3 separate regions of the Homo sapiens genome follow, and regions 2 and 3 are each linked to region 1. Evidence: chromatin contacts called from ENCODE Hi-C or POLR2A ChIA-PET data. All regions are on one chromosome and are shown on one strand. Each heading gives the region's core, a stretch centred on a gene start or an enhancer-like site at or near the end of the contact. The rest is flanking DNA. Distances are from core to core; before and after follow the strand shown. Region 1 holds the start of COX17 (cytochrome c oxidase copper chaperone COX17). Region 2 overlaps TIMMDC1 (translocase of inner mitochondrial membrane domain containing 1). Region 3 overlaps NR1I2 (nuclear receptor subfamily 1 group I member 2).

Region 1 (4,432 bases), core at 1,206-3,705:
CTTCCCCAATCCGCTAAATGACTGTCTTTACTGACATAATTTACTCCCTTCATTGGGAACTGAAAAATCATGGTTTTTTCAAATTGATACTTAAGCATTTTAGATTAACCAGGTGAACTACCTTTCAGAGAGAATGTAGCCCAATTGTTGCTAAATCTGTAAAGCAATACACAACTTTGAAGCAAGAAGCTTACCATTTCATATTTTAAATCCTAGGGCTCTCATGCATTCCTTGTGGGCCTCAATTAGATGTCCACAGTGTTCTTCTCCTTTCTCGATGATACTATAAAACAAAATGTACTTGTTATCTAAATATGCATTAAGCACATTATTAAGTATGCATGATAGTGATGGGGAGTGAGACAAAACACGGGTATAATGGAATGTAGCTGGAATTAAAACAAACGCTATTACCTCAAACAGCTTTGTTTTTATTTGATCTTATGATATGCCCATGCCTATGAAGACATTCCACAGATAAGTGATTTTGGGGGGGAAATCTGATAAGAAATAATCACGCATATTAAATATTGCCTCTAGTCAATATCCAAGGAGTAACACTGCTCTATAAAGAAATAAACTGAGTAAAATATTTATGCTAAATGAAGGGCACAGAGAACAGCTCAATTTTTTGCTTATTATCACAGAGAAATTAACTTTCTGATTTTGCCCTACATTCAAACACAACCAAATAAATCTACTTCTAATTACATCAAAAACATCTGGTAGCCAGGAGACCGAGATAAACACCCCCTCATGATGATCAAAGAATATTTTACTTGTAAAATTCACAAAGTAAAGACTAGGACTACACAGCTTTATTTCTAAGGCCTGAAAATGTGATTTTGCAAATAATCAAGTTAAGCCCAATTCAATTACAAGGAAAAACTGACTCCTGACTATGGATATTTGGGGAGAACCCACGTGGTCTGAGGCAATCGAGGCAAAGGGAATTTAACAAAGGGAATAGGTTCTCCTTCCATGGAAACTCTACCCATCCTTCAATAGCTCAAGAGCTGCCTGCAAATGGGAGATTGCCTGGGATAGTGAGATCATTGTGAAGATAATAGCTAGCATTCATTGATCATTTATTGCCATGTATACTGTGTTAGCCACTTGACATGGCTTGTATCATTAACCTTTACAATAATACTGGAGGGAGTTTCTTTTATTAGAGTCATTTTACAGACACATGAGGCTCAAGGTCACCAAGTTAGTGGATTAAGATTCAAACCTTGACTGTGGATCCCAGACTCTTAATCATGCTGTCATACCATTCAAGGTTCAACAGCACTTACTGTTACCACTGGAACAATTTGTTCAGACTAGTCTTTCAATCCTACCCGTATTATTTACAAAGTACTGAGGATTAATAAAAGCACTGAGCTCCTACACTCTTATTATCCCATTATACCACTAATGATTTCTTTCTTATATCTACTATCTGGGAAGACAAAAGGGGCCAGAGGAAGAGATGCACATTCACGTTATCTGAGGACGTCCTCTAATGAGATTTGCTCCACAAGAGAGGCTATATAAAATGAGAACAAATCTTTTGTGGATTGACAATCTAGATGAACTATTCTTAATACTTTGTCCCCTGCGTCGTAGACTGATTGATTTTCAACTTTTGGTTGTCTTAAAAGGGTTGAAGCGTAACTCTTCAGAACTGTAAGGAATACACTCTGTGTCCTACTGTCTCTAAATTTTGGGAGAAAGCCTTAGAAATTACCAGAAAACCTTTCCTGTTTGGTCTTAACAAATCTATCATAGCCCTTACCACGTCGTATACAAGTCACTGGTTTATGTCTCCATTAACTTTAAGCTCCTTTATATCAAGATGCATCTTTATCCATGTCTACATCTTCGGACCTAACGCAGTGCTTAACCCATAACAGATACTCAACACACATTTGTAGGAAGGAATGAGTGGTTGAAGCTTGCCGTTCTCCTCTCTCTCCATCGTTTCCCGGTACTAAGCTACGGGATAAGTCAACAGAGACCCGACCACGAAACCTACAAGGCCCAATAATTATCTCCAGAGCGCCGCAATGGGGCGGGGCGGGGCGGGGCGGGGGGGGGGGGCAGACAGGGAGGAGGAGTGGGGGAAGGGGGGAAGGAAGAGGGCAGAGGGCAGAAGGCAGAGGGCAGAGGGCAGAAGGCAGAGGGCAGAGGCCGTAGGGCAGAGGCACCGGAAGGCACAGGCCGCGGCCCGGGGCTCGTCGGCCGCGCCCTCTCCGGCTGCGCACTGACCACGCATCGCGCGCCTTCTTGGTCTCCGGGCAAGCGCAGCAGGGCTTCAGCGGCTTCTTCTCCTGAGACTCAGGCGGGGCAGGGTTTGAGTCAACCAGACCCGGCATCTTTCGCGCCAAAAGCAGCTATGAGCGGAGACAGCCAAATCTATGCCAGCCTCGGCAAACGCCGATTCGTCCGCAGTCACTTCCGGCAGTCGCTCTAAAAAGTACAGGAAGTCCTGCTTCTCTCTGACAGGTGGGGAATTTAAAAGGAGCGCGTGCGCAGAAGAGGCAAAATTCGGGCCTTAACGAGAGGGTGCCCCCTTCAGCGCATGCGCAAGGAGGCCCGCTGAACGCTCACCTGGACTGTGGTATTTACACTCTAGGACTCTAGGTCATAGAGTATTTGTTAAATCAACTTGGGGAGGGCTCACGAAGAAAGAAAGCAGCAAGACAACTGAGAGATCTCGTAACACCCGCTCCTCCCCACCCAATATCGAAACGGAAGCCCAAGATGGTGAAATGATTTGTTCAAGCCAAACAGGAGAAACCATAAGTGAAAGCCAGTTCCCTTGAATAACAGACTAGTTTCCCCCTTTTCTTTTATCCGCCTTCTTCCTGATCCCCACACACTGCAGGCCTTTCCTCTCTTTCATTGACCTATTTAAAAATGAATAGCAAGACATAGAACCACCGAGTCCACAACTATTGGGGGAATTTAAAAGGTCCTATAACCCCCTATACACCTCCTACGCACATTAAATCCTCAGCTAATTTGCATTTATAGCCCCCCTCCAACTGATCTGAATTCAGTATGAATTATTCAGTCATATATTCGTTAATATACTGATGAATAAAATTGAAAAATACCATTTCCATAGCATTTCCTCAGGTACATAGATAAACTGGTGCCCGTCTTATTCGCAATGAAATGGATATAATCATTGGATTTTTTTCCTGCAGAGTATTGTTGGAAACAGGCAATAAACTCTTTTTTATTTTATTTTATTTTATTTTTTGGAGATAGGGTCTTGCTCTGTCGCCCAGGCTGGAGTGAAGTGGCACGATCTTGGCTGACTGCAACCTCCACCTCCTGGGTTCAAGCAATTCTCCTGCCTCAGCCTCCTGAGTAGCTGGGATTACAGGTGTGCACCACCACGCCCGAGTAATTTTTGCATTTTTTAGTAGAGACGGGGTTTCGCCATGCTGGCCAGGCTGGTCTCGAACTCTGACCTCAGGTGATCCGCCCACATCAGCCTCCAAAAGTGCTAGGTTATAGGCATGAGCCACCGCGCCTGGCCAATAAAATCATTTTTTAAAGCAGGACTTGGAGGCACTGTTCAATAGCTGCAGGGTGATAGGTATTTTTAGGTACTTAAACTTTCAGCATCACCTAATCAAAGTTTGTTTCTATATTATAGATATTTAACTCAGGGAATTTACAGGCGTGTCTGTGAACTGGTGCTGTATAAGAGTAATTTCTATATGTGTATTTTTCAGGTTACTAAGACCATCCCCATTTTGTCATCTGAAAACTTTCAATAAGGATGATTTTTATTTCCTTCTGGATTGATATTTTTAATAATACAACATATTACCCTCATGTTCTAAATTCACCCTCATCCATTATTATCAATTCTTTCAACTAGGTGCTAACTCACATTGTTTAGAATCTTGCTAATCAAACAGTGCTTCCTGGATGAGCAATATCAACATCACTTGTAACCTTAATATACAATAAAATGTGGTTCAACAAATTATTGGGGAAAAGAAAATAGGCTAACCATCTGGAGAAAATTAAACACTACATTAAAAGGAAGAGCTCTAGATGCATTAAAGACCTAGATTGGAAAGATTGAAATATGAAATTAATAGCAAATTGTGGAGGAGAATATTTTAATACTGAGGGATGGGGGAATAACTTATGTTACATTTCAAAAGTACAAATTGCATGTCAAAAAAATTGAAGAAATTCATTACAGCAAAATAAAGGCTTGGGGTTTTACATACAATACTATAGACAAAGTTAACAAATAAATGATAGAATTGGGAGAAAATATTTGAAATCTACATATTTTTAAAAATTTTAAAAGTTAAAAAACTAATGTGTTCACTTAGAATATGTATTCAGTTGAAACAATGTCACCTTCAGTCGCAATATCTTCCATATATGTAGGGCTGTCGAGGTTGTGAACCAT
Region 2 (4,432 bases), core at 835-3,334, 150 kb before region 1:
AAGAGTTGAGAAGAAACTTTAATCCCGATAATCACTTAAGGAAGACACTAATACTTGATTTAGAAACAGAACTGATCTATTATTTGGAAATTAGTTTTTAACTCTTCATAAATATAAATCTATAGTTTTGTTCTATCTGACTTTTCTCTACCTTGGATTACCATTGTTATAGCCTTTGACCAGTTCCTAAAAGGTCTGGTCACAGAGTTTAAGAGTGGCAGGGTACTTACATTCCCCCAGCCCTGGGAGCAAGAGGACAGCGAGACTTCAAGCCTTCACACCTTAGCACAAAGTGTGTCAGTTCCCACACATCACTCCTGTGAGAACTCTAGGACCCAGCATACTAGGAATATCTTATGGATCAGAGCTGTCACCACAACGGTATCCATTATGGTAATGTGGAAATCATAATTGGCTTGTGAGGTTAGGAGAGAGAAGAAAGTTACTGTATTTGAAGTTCAGGGAGCAGTATTTGCTTCTAAATTGCTATACCAAAGCAGGGAGGAAAAGACAAATGCTATCCTTTTTGTTTTAAATCTGTAAGAACTAAAGAAATGGAGCAGTATTTGATTTATCCTTTTTATCTGATTACAGGAAAGGCAGACTACAAGTTACTGAGCACCTCCCTGAGAAAATTGAAAGTAGTTTACAGGAAGATGAACCTGAGAATGATGCTAAGAAAATTGAAGCACTGCTAAACCTTCCTAGAAACCCTTCAGTAATAGATAAACAAGACAAGGACTGAAAGTGCTCTGAACTTGAAACTCACTGGAGAGCTGAAGGGAGCTGCCATGTCCGATGAATGCCAACAGACAGGCCACTCTTTGGTCAGCCTGCTGACAAATTTAAGTGCTGGTACCTGTGGTGGCAGTGGCTTGCTCTTGTCTTTTTCTTTTCTTTTTAACTAAGAATGGGGCTGTTGTACTCTCACTTTACTTATCCTTAAATTTAAATACATACTTATGTTTGTATTAATCTATCAATATATGCATACATGAATATATCCACCCACCTAGATTTTAAGCAGTAAATAAAACATTTCGCAAAAGATTAAAGTTGAATTTTACAGTTCGTATATTCATGTGGTCCTTTGAAAGGGTATTCTAGAAATCACTGGAAAGAGGAGAGGAAAGAACCAGGTAGGCAAATGGTCTGTGAAACCCTTGGGTCCTGGAAGCAGTGTGAGTGTAAATGTGTAGTGTTTGGTTTCATCTAAATAAACAAAGATGATTTCTTTGACACTTGAAATAAAATACAAATTCAACAAAAAGTAGATCAGCATTATTAAAGAAACGGTTCAACTTTGTTTCTTCCCTTAGTATTGCTGACAAAGTATCTGCTGTAGAATACAGGAATTACTTAGAATAGAAACATAGTCATCACAACTGTTACTAAATGGAAAAGAAAAGAATTATTGAGTTAAGTATTCCTGTCAATACGGGAAACACTGCTAGTACCTTATGTTGGTGTTAGACCTCTCTGCCCTACACTGAGAATATAGTTTTACACAGGAGCAAGGTTTGTGAAGCAGCATAGTGAGGTAGCTAAAGCCATGGGCTGGCTCTAAAGGCTTTAAATCCCAGCCATGTGGCTTAGCTGCCATGAGATGTGCATTTGAGAAATGTTGTCTTCTTTTGCTGTTCAACTCCAGATTTTCAGATGATAATGTGATTATCCCAGCTTAAGTTGCGTCCACTTCTGGTCTAGTGAATTGTGGAAGGCAGTTTTAGAGAAAGGAGTCATGAGTAACATGAACAGCAGTTGGCTATGTCTTTCCAGTTCTCTGCTGATGTCAGAAAGACCCAGAAATACCAAGGAGAAAAAGCCATCTTAGGGATCTAAGGAGGCCCTATGGAAAGTTACTACCTTAGACATTTGAAGATAGCTTACTGCTTAGTACATACACTGTAAACAACGATCTCATTTTAAATGAGAACTTTCTCATAAATATTTTACAAATGAGGTCAAACTAGCATAAAGCCATTTAAAGAGATTATCAGTCCAATATGAACCAGTTAAGTCTTTGGACTATCCCTTTCCTCCTTGACTACTGCTTTGACGTACCTAAATCATTCGTCTTACATGTCAGAGGAAATTAGTTTTGGATAGTTCTCCTTTCTGCTGTACCTCATGGGGGAGTGAGAGAGCAGCAATAGAGAACACAATGAAAAAAATGGAATACTGGGTAAACACCAATAATATTTCCATTAGTCTCCTAAAGATGTTCATGCCATACTTCCTATGCATTACATTGGGCTTTTGTAAACAGCAGCATAAAATCTTCTACTCTGACATTAGGAAATCAGATAGTCTCTGAAGTTGACCTGTTATTGGACAAATTCTACTTCCAGCAGCACTTTGCCTGACATATATATGTATATACCAGTTAACAGGCCACAGTCAAACTGATAAAGGGAAAGAGCACCAGAGTTAGGAAATCTGGGTTCTGGCGCTGGCCTTTATAATTCGGGTCACCTCCCTGGGCCTCAGTGCCTTTGTCATTAATAACACTGGTATTCTCTAAAGTCCCTTCCAGAACTCAAGAATTCTGCATTTCAAAACACCTTGATCAAGGTCACCAGAGCTACTTCTGTGCCCACCATATTCCTCTAGACACTTCCTGCAAAGCAACTGAAGTGAAGAAGCACCTAAGAGCAGATACGTAAAGGGCAAGGTGGGGTAATCTTGTCCATCTGAGGAAGTTCCCAGAAGAGGTCAATTGCAAATGGAGGTGGGACCTGAGAAAACAAAGAAATGATTACATCAAACCCTATATTGGCAAAGGAGGAAAACATCTTAAATTTATTTATATATTAAATTATACATATATAATTTTTAAATTATATATGTATATATGTATATATAATTTAATTATATATGTATATATATATATTTTAAATATAAGATCTTAATTTTAATCTCTTAATTTACATTTTAATCTCAAGATCAAGGGTATTCCCAGCTTGTACACAGTAACCTTGATAGCTGAAGAATATGAAGGGAAAGCTGAATTATGAGAGAACTTAAAACTACTCTGGCAATTTTTGTCACATGAAATATCGATCAGGCAAATGTTTAGTTATTACCAGCTATTACCAAACGACCAAATGCTTGATCAAGCCACTCTTCTATGTGTGGGGCTCTCAGGCATGGTTGCTTTTCTCAATAAACCTACATACAGTCCAGTAAAGGATAGAAGGAAGATGTGGTACATGAAAATCAACCTATGCTGGTGGTATGAGATGTGCTATAGAGGTGGAACTGCTTGAGCTAGACAAGATGACCACAGAAGGCCTTGTGTAGAAGATTGGGTACACGGCTTCATTTTGAAGTATCAGCAGACTGAGCAGAAGACTTTTTAGATAGAAAGTCAAGAAAATTGTAGATAATGACAGAACTGAGCCAGAGCAACATCCTGGAAAAGACATTCTGAGGAGTGAGCAAGCATTCAGTGGAAATGAAAAAACAGGATAGGAAGTTGAGACACTGCCTTGGGGGAAAATATGTGTAGGCTGCCAGGTTGTAGGGAAAGGAGCCTGAACTTGATGTCCAGTTTGAATCTTGGTTTTATTCTTCATCTGTATGACCGTACCTCAAGCAAATCTCTTAACCTCTGGGAGCCTCTGGTTTCTCTCCCATAACATGGAAATAGATCTTGCTCATAGAGATTTTTATAAGACTAAGATGAAATAGTGTTTTTGCAAAACAACCTGTTGTATAAGCGTCAGGTATTATTTTTCATTTTTCTTTATATTTCCCCCTCCTGCCCAGGACAATTCTTGCTTTCCTTTATTTTTAAAGATAATTTTGTAGACTAATTCCTATACTGGTGTTACTCTAACCTTCACAAGTCAAAGCTGAACTGTTTAGGGAGGCTTATAACTACCTGGGACCTGATATCAGTCTCTTGGATTCTAATGTCCCATGTAAGTTTCTCTTGCATGAAAATACCTGGGGATTTGTGACTCACTAAAGCTAGTGCTGTGTTAGGCTCTCTTAACAGGATGGACATTCCAGACCCCAGATAATAATTATCTCATTGTATGTAGAGTCATTAAGACCAAATCTAAAGTCTTGGGTTCCGTTTACCCCATTCATGTGAGGCACTGGAAACCATGCCATGTGAGGAACAATTGACAGAACTCAAGGGTATTTAGACTGAAGAGATCAGCTGGAATGTGGAAAGTTAAAAAGCTTTGAAGCTTTTTCTGTAGGCAGTGGGGTCTCTTCTGAGTTTTTGAGTGGGAAAATGACATGACAGAGTAATTCTTTGTGAAATTTGGCTCCATGATTCGTCAGTAGGATGAGTCTGTTAGTAAGAGGCAGAGAAACCAATGAAAATGTTACCGTGTTAATACAAAGTGACCCCAACCCATGTCCATCAATACTGAGAGATAGAGGGAAAAATGAATGATCAGAATAAGAAGTTACC
Region 3 (4,432 bases), core at 1,048-3,547, 130 kb after region 1:
GGGGAAGGGCGGGGAGGGGAGAAAGCCATGTGTGAGGAAGCACTCCAGGTGCACCCTCCGGAGGGCACAGGGTATGCAAGGAGCAGCTCCCATCTCGGGAGCCACATGTGGGACCCTCATGCATTCCCAAGACAGCCAGCCTGACAGCCCTTTGCAGAGTTCTTCGTGGTGGCTGGGCATTCAAATGGAAAAGGGCAGGTTCCAGGGAGAAATGAACATTCGTGTTGCATGAGTTATAACAGGGGTGAGACACATCAGCAGTGTCAGACTGGGTTCAGCTACAAGTCACAGGACACTTGTCGCCAATTGGTTTGGCAATAAGGAAAATGTGTTACCTCTCCTAACAGGAAGTCTGAAGGCCTCCAGGTTAGTGAGTTCAGCAGCTCATTTCTTTCCATTTTTCTCTTCAGCCATCCCACCTGAGAGCTCTGATTGCAGTCTGGCTCCCCTTGTGGGGGCACAGTGCTGGGGCCCCAGGCAGGAATCATTATGTTCAGCAGAAGCGCACAAAGGCCCATCTTTGAGAGTAAGGAAATCTTTCCCAGGAGTCCCCTCACATTGGCTAGAGCCGGGCCCAGCCTATGCCTGAACTAGTCACTAGCAAAGAGCAGCAGGTATGTCCCTGAGCTGGGCACACGCCACTTGACTGTGTGGAAGAGGGTGGATGTCTGCACCAGCTCCAGATGCTGCTGGCACAGAAGAGGCTGCCCAAGCAGTGTTCGTGCATCCTGCCTCAGCATGCAGGAATCTTCTGCTCTCCCTTCCTCATTTGGGTACTATTCCTGGGACTCTCAGAAAAAGGCAACATGTTGTAGTGGGCAAAAGCTAAATCCAGTATCAGGCAGACCTGGATTCAAATTTCAGCTTGTCATGTACCTGGAGGACAGCTGGGGATCCATCGTCTCCAAGCCTCAGTCTCCCTCATCTGTGCTAGGCAGATGAGATTATGAGTTTCACAGGGTTTTAGAACTAAATTTACAAAACTGCAAAATACCTAGCCTAGCATCTGATACATAGCATACCTTTAAATAATGTGAGCCCCGGTTTCATCTTTTACCCATTCTCAGTGGACTTTGATGTAGCATCAGAGTTTTCTTACCCAGGCCAGTTGGGAAGGCAAAAGGCAGGGATGGCATCTGTGAAGAACATGCCCCTGGGCTGGTCACTGGTCCGAGGCCCGAGGCCTCCAAGCTCAAACCTGCCAGGTCACTGCGGGCTTGGCTCAGCTTCCCAGGCCTGCCCTCGGGGACCTCTGCAGCCCTACCTGGCTGTTCCATGCTCCTGGGCCAGCCTTCCCTCAGTTTCCACTCTGGACCAGAATCAGAGGCCAGAGCCAAGGGAGAGATTGTTTCTTTCCATCCAGCTGTGGAGATGGGGAAAGTAAAGGTAGGACTGCACTGACCGTGTCTTTTGTGGGACAGGCAGGACTTCCGGGCTGGGAGGAGGAGATCTTGTACCAGAGTCTCCAAAAGGCATCTGCCCCATTGCCTCTCTGCGCACCGCAGAGAGGGGTGTGCGGGCCCGTGGGTCCCGCCTGCACGCTCTGCTGTTCCAGGCGCTCGACCTCTTTGCCCCCTAGGTCAACGAGGGGAATCCACTCTGCCATGGGGAAGTCGCTGCCCCGTAGGGTATAAGAACTTCCCCATAGTTCACCCCTTCCTCCCTGGCCGCCCAGTCTGGAAGGGGAGCTGGAGAAGGCGGCGGGGGGTGGGGGGAAGGCGGGGGGGAAGGCGGGGGGGTGGGGCGGGCTTCTCTGGTTTCTTACCCTCCTGGGGTCAGGTTTCCTCAGCTCCCTCCCTTAAGGAGGGGAAATCGAGGAAGAGGCCCATCTCCATGGAAACTTTCTGGTAACAAGGCTGTGAAAGAGAAGGGGACAGGTGTTTCAGGAAGAAGGGAAGGCGCTGAGGATGGGCCTGGAGAGGAAGTGTCCCTGAAAGTGGTTTTGGGGCTGCCCGCGCCAGCGAAAAGCACGTGTCCCATTTCCTGCCGGAATGGCCAGAAAAGGTCTCCTCCCCGGCTCTGCCCCCTCTAGCTGAGTCCTGGACCTCTAGGGACTCCCACCTACACCCTTCCCATAAAGCCTGACCCAGCTGGGACGCAAAGGCTAGTGTCCCCCTCCCCGAGTCGGTAGGGGCTGGGGAGGGAGGTGGTATGGCCCGGAGCCCCAGGCCGAGGGCCCGGGCACCCGTGCATCCCCCCTTCTGCTCCCCATTCTCTCACAGGAGGGCCATGAAACGCAACGCCCGGCTGAGGTGCCCCTTCCGGAAGGGCGCCTGCGAGATCACCCGGAAGACCCGGCGACAGTGCCAGGCCTGCCGCCTGCGCAAGTGCCTGGAGAGCGGCATGAAGAAGGAGAGTGAGCAGTGGGCGCGCGGGCGGGCCGGCGCCGGGGTGCACGGCTCTGAGTAAGGACGTGCCGTGGGTGTGGGCATGCTTGTGTGGAGATGCGCGCCGAGTGTGCGCGTGAACACACGTGCACATGTGAGCTGGTGTCCGTGTGCAACAGGCAGCCACCTGGGGGAGCGCTTGCAGTCGGCCCTCTGGGAGATGGAGGGAGTCGGTAATCTCTGCCCTGGGATGTGTGCTGGGCAGCCCTGGACAGGGCGTGCCCTCTGTCTCCCCTCAGTTGCTCCTGCATCATTCTTTTTGTCCCCTTCATAATTGTTGTAATGGTTTGAAACCACATTTGCGGGTAGGAGTGTGAATCTGGGGGAGGGAAGCAGGAGCCACATGGGTGATAGGACCCGGGGCCTTCTAGGTGCTAGCCCCATCAGCTGCCCCAGACCTGGATCTTTATAGGGGAACTGTTTGCAGACAGGTGACATGAGGTGTTCTCATTCTACCTATTTAACTTTGATATATTTGTGCTCCTAGGTCACTATGAGATTAAGGCTCATGCGGAAAAGGCTAGGTGTTTCTAGTGCATATTTGTCTCCATGGAACACAAAGGGACCCAAAGCTGCTTCTTTCAAGGACAAGTTCTCTAGGCTGCTGGCAGGCATTCTTGATCTCTCCCCACCAAGGACCTCATAGCTTTGTTCTACACACATGAGTGGGCTCCAGAAATCCACAGAAGACCCTAAGGCTCTGGGCTATATAAGAAGTCTCTGGAGTTGCTATTTCTTGCTAAGCTGTAGCCCAGCTCTCTAGGGTCTTGGAGACCCAGACACCTCTGAAGAGTCTTGGTATATAATTCACCAGAAAATGATAATTGTAGATGCCATTTACTGAACATCTCTTATGTACCAGGAACTATATTAGGCACCCTACATGCAAGGTCTCATTTAACAGCGGTGCGAGGTAAACACGGTTTCTCCGGATCACAAAGGAGAAACCTGGAGGCAGGAGAGGTTAAGGAGGTTGCTTGGGGTCACAGGTAGTAAGTGGCAAAGCTTTCATGCAAACCCAGCGCCTTTGGATTCTGAAGCCCGTGCTCTTGCCAGGGCCCCACAGTGTCCTCACAAACTCCACTGCAGAGGGCAAAACACCAGCCTCACCTCATCTCTGTCCTCACCCAAGTGTTTCTCCAGAAGAGCCCACAGGCCTCTTGAGTCCAGACAGGGGAGAATTGCTTGTCACCATTACTTTCTCTTTTGCCTAACGGCTTCTGCTGCCTTGAGAGGGTTACACAGTGGCTCTCCAGGGGGCTGGAGGCTCACCAGGGGCACGTGTGCCTGAGCCAGCCTCACTGTCCCTGCAGTGATCATGTCCGACGAGGCCGTGGAGGAGAGGCGGGCCTTGATCAAGCGGAAGAAAAGTGAACGGACAGGGACTCAGCCACTGGGAGTGCAGGGGCTGACAGAGGAGCAGCGGATGATGATCAGGGAGCTGATGGACGCTCAGATGAAAACCTTTGACACTACCTTCTCCCATTTCAAGAATTTCCGGGTAGGAGGAACTGCACAGTGACCCGAGGTGTCACTGCCATCTTCATTCTCACATAGAAACTGAGGTTCCCCAAGGATAAGAAACTTATACAAGGTCACAGCTAATCAGTGGTGGAGGGTAGATTTGGAGAGCTGGTCCTGCATCTGTGCTAGCTCCTCAAAGCCTTAGTCTCATTCCCAAAGGTTCTGAAAGTGTGGTCCCTGGGTCAGCAGCATCAGCATGCAGATTTTCAGGTCACCTCAGATCTCCTGAATCTGAAGCTCCAGGGAGGGGCAGGACCCCCCGGTGATTCTGTTGCAGGTTCAGGTTTGAAAAATCACTGCTCTCTCCTTTAAGGCAGGTAGGAACTGGGTCTAAGCAATAAGTGGAGGGAAAGCTAGGCAGTTCCCCAGTGTTGCTGGCATTCGGGGCTTTATGAGGACAGGATCAGGACCTGTTGGGGGTGTGACTTTTGTGAACTGGTGTTTCTTGATCCCAGCACATTAACTATGTCTGTGCTCTAAGTGCCCTCCTTCCCCTTTGCACTGATAGATATCTCAAGTGG

The links. A loop is a pair of places that touch in the nucleus more often than their neighbours do. ChIA-PET counts read pairs that join two places held with the same protein, here RNA polymerase II (POLR2A). Pooled maps may share reads with other maps.
Region 2: a loop to region 1 is called in a map of PC-3, with 8 times the contacts of the local background. The contact joins the enhancer-like site here to the promoter of COX17 in region 1. A Hi-C loop is called at or near these places in 44 of 168 maps with a recorded cell type or tissue (B cell, Caco-2, Calu3 and 21 more), 9 of 37 single-sample maps with no recorded cell type and 30 of 50 pooled maps. POLR2A ChIA-PET finds 5 or more read pairs at or near these places in 7 of 52 experiments (B cell, GM10248, H1 and 4 more).
Region 3: a map of naive thymus-derived CD4-positive, alpha-beta T cell shows a loop between it and region 1 (2.4-fold over the local background). The contact joins the enhancer-like site here to the promoter of COX17 in region 1. A Hi-C loop is called at or near these places in 1 of 168 maps with a recorded cell type or tissue (naive thymus-derived CD4-positive, alpha-beta T cell) and 7 of 50 pooled maps. POLR2A ChIA-PET finds 5 or more read pairs at or near these places in 5 of 52 experiments (BJ, Caco-2, MCF 10A and 2 more).

The regions. Positions count from the first base shown.
Region 1 is chr3:119,674,951-119,679,382 of GRCh38, forward strand. It overlaps COX17 (cytochrome c oxidase copper chaperone COX17), which reads right to left and starts at 2,456. Exons shown (of 3, transcript NM_005694.2): 1 at 2,254-2,456; 2 at 195-283. The coding sequence starts at 2,360. The coding sequence ends at 199. RefSeq lists an enhancer at 2,635-2,894.
Region 2 is chr3:119,523,012-119,527,443 of GRCh38, forward strand. It overlaps TIMMDC1 (translocase of inner mitochondrial membrane domain containing 1), which reads left to right. Exons shown (of 7, transcript NM_016589.4): 7 at 595-2,079. The coding sequence ends at 745. CD80 (CD80 molecule) reads right to left here. Exons shown (of 7, transcript NM_005191.4): 7 at 1,282-2,738. Among named protein-coding and RNA genes, the nearest start is that of TIMMDC1, 27 kb to the left of the region's middle. Within about 2 kb of position 2,085, at least 2 of the 41 ENCODE cell types and tissues checked have a DNase peak (open chromatin) inside an H3K27ac peak, as active enhancers do; they include B cell, where a contact is called at or near this core.
Region 3 is chr3:119,807,839-119,812,270 of GRCh38, forward strand. NR1I2 (nuclear receptor subfamily 1 group I member 2) reads left to right here. Exons shown (of 9, transcript NM_003889.4): 3 at 2,223-2,356; 4 at 3,701-3,888. Among named protein-coding and RNA genes, the nearest start is that of NR1I2, 28 kb to the left of the region's middle. RefSeq lists enhancers at 1,858-2,361, 2,339-2,398 and a silencer at 1,869-2,128. Within about 2 kb of position 2,298, at least 3 of the 41 ENCODE cell types and tissues checked have a DNase peak (open chromatin) inside an H3K27ac peak, as active enhancers do.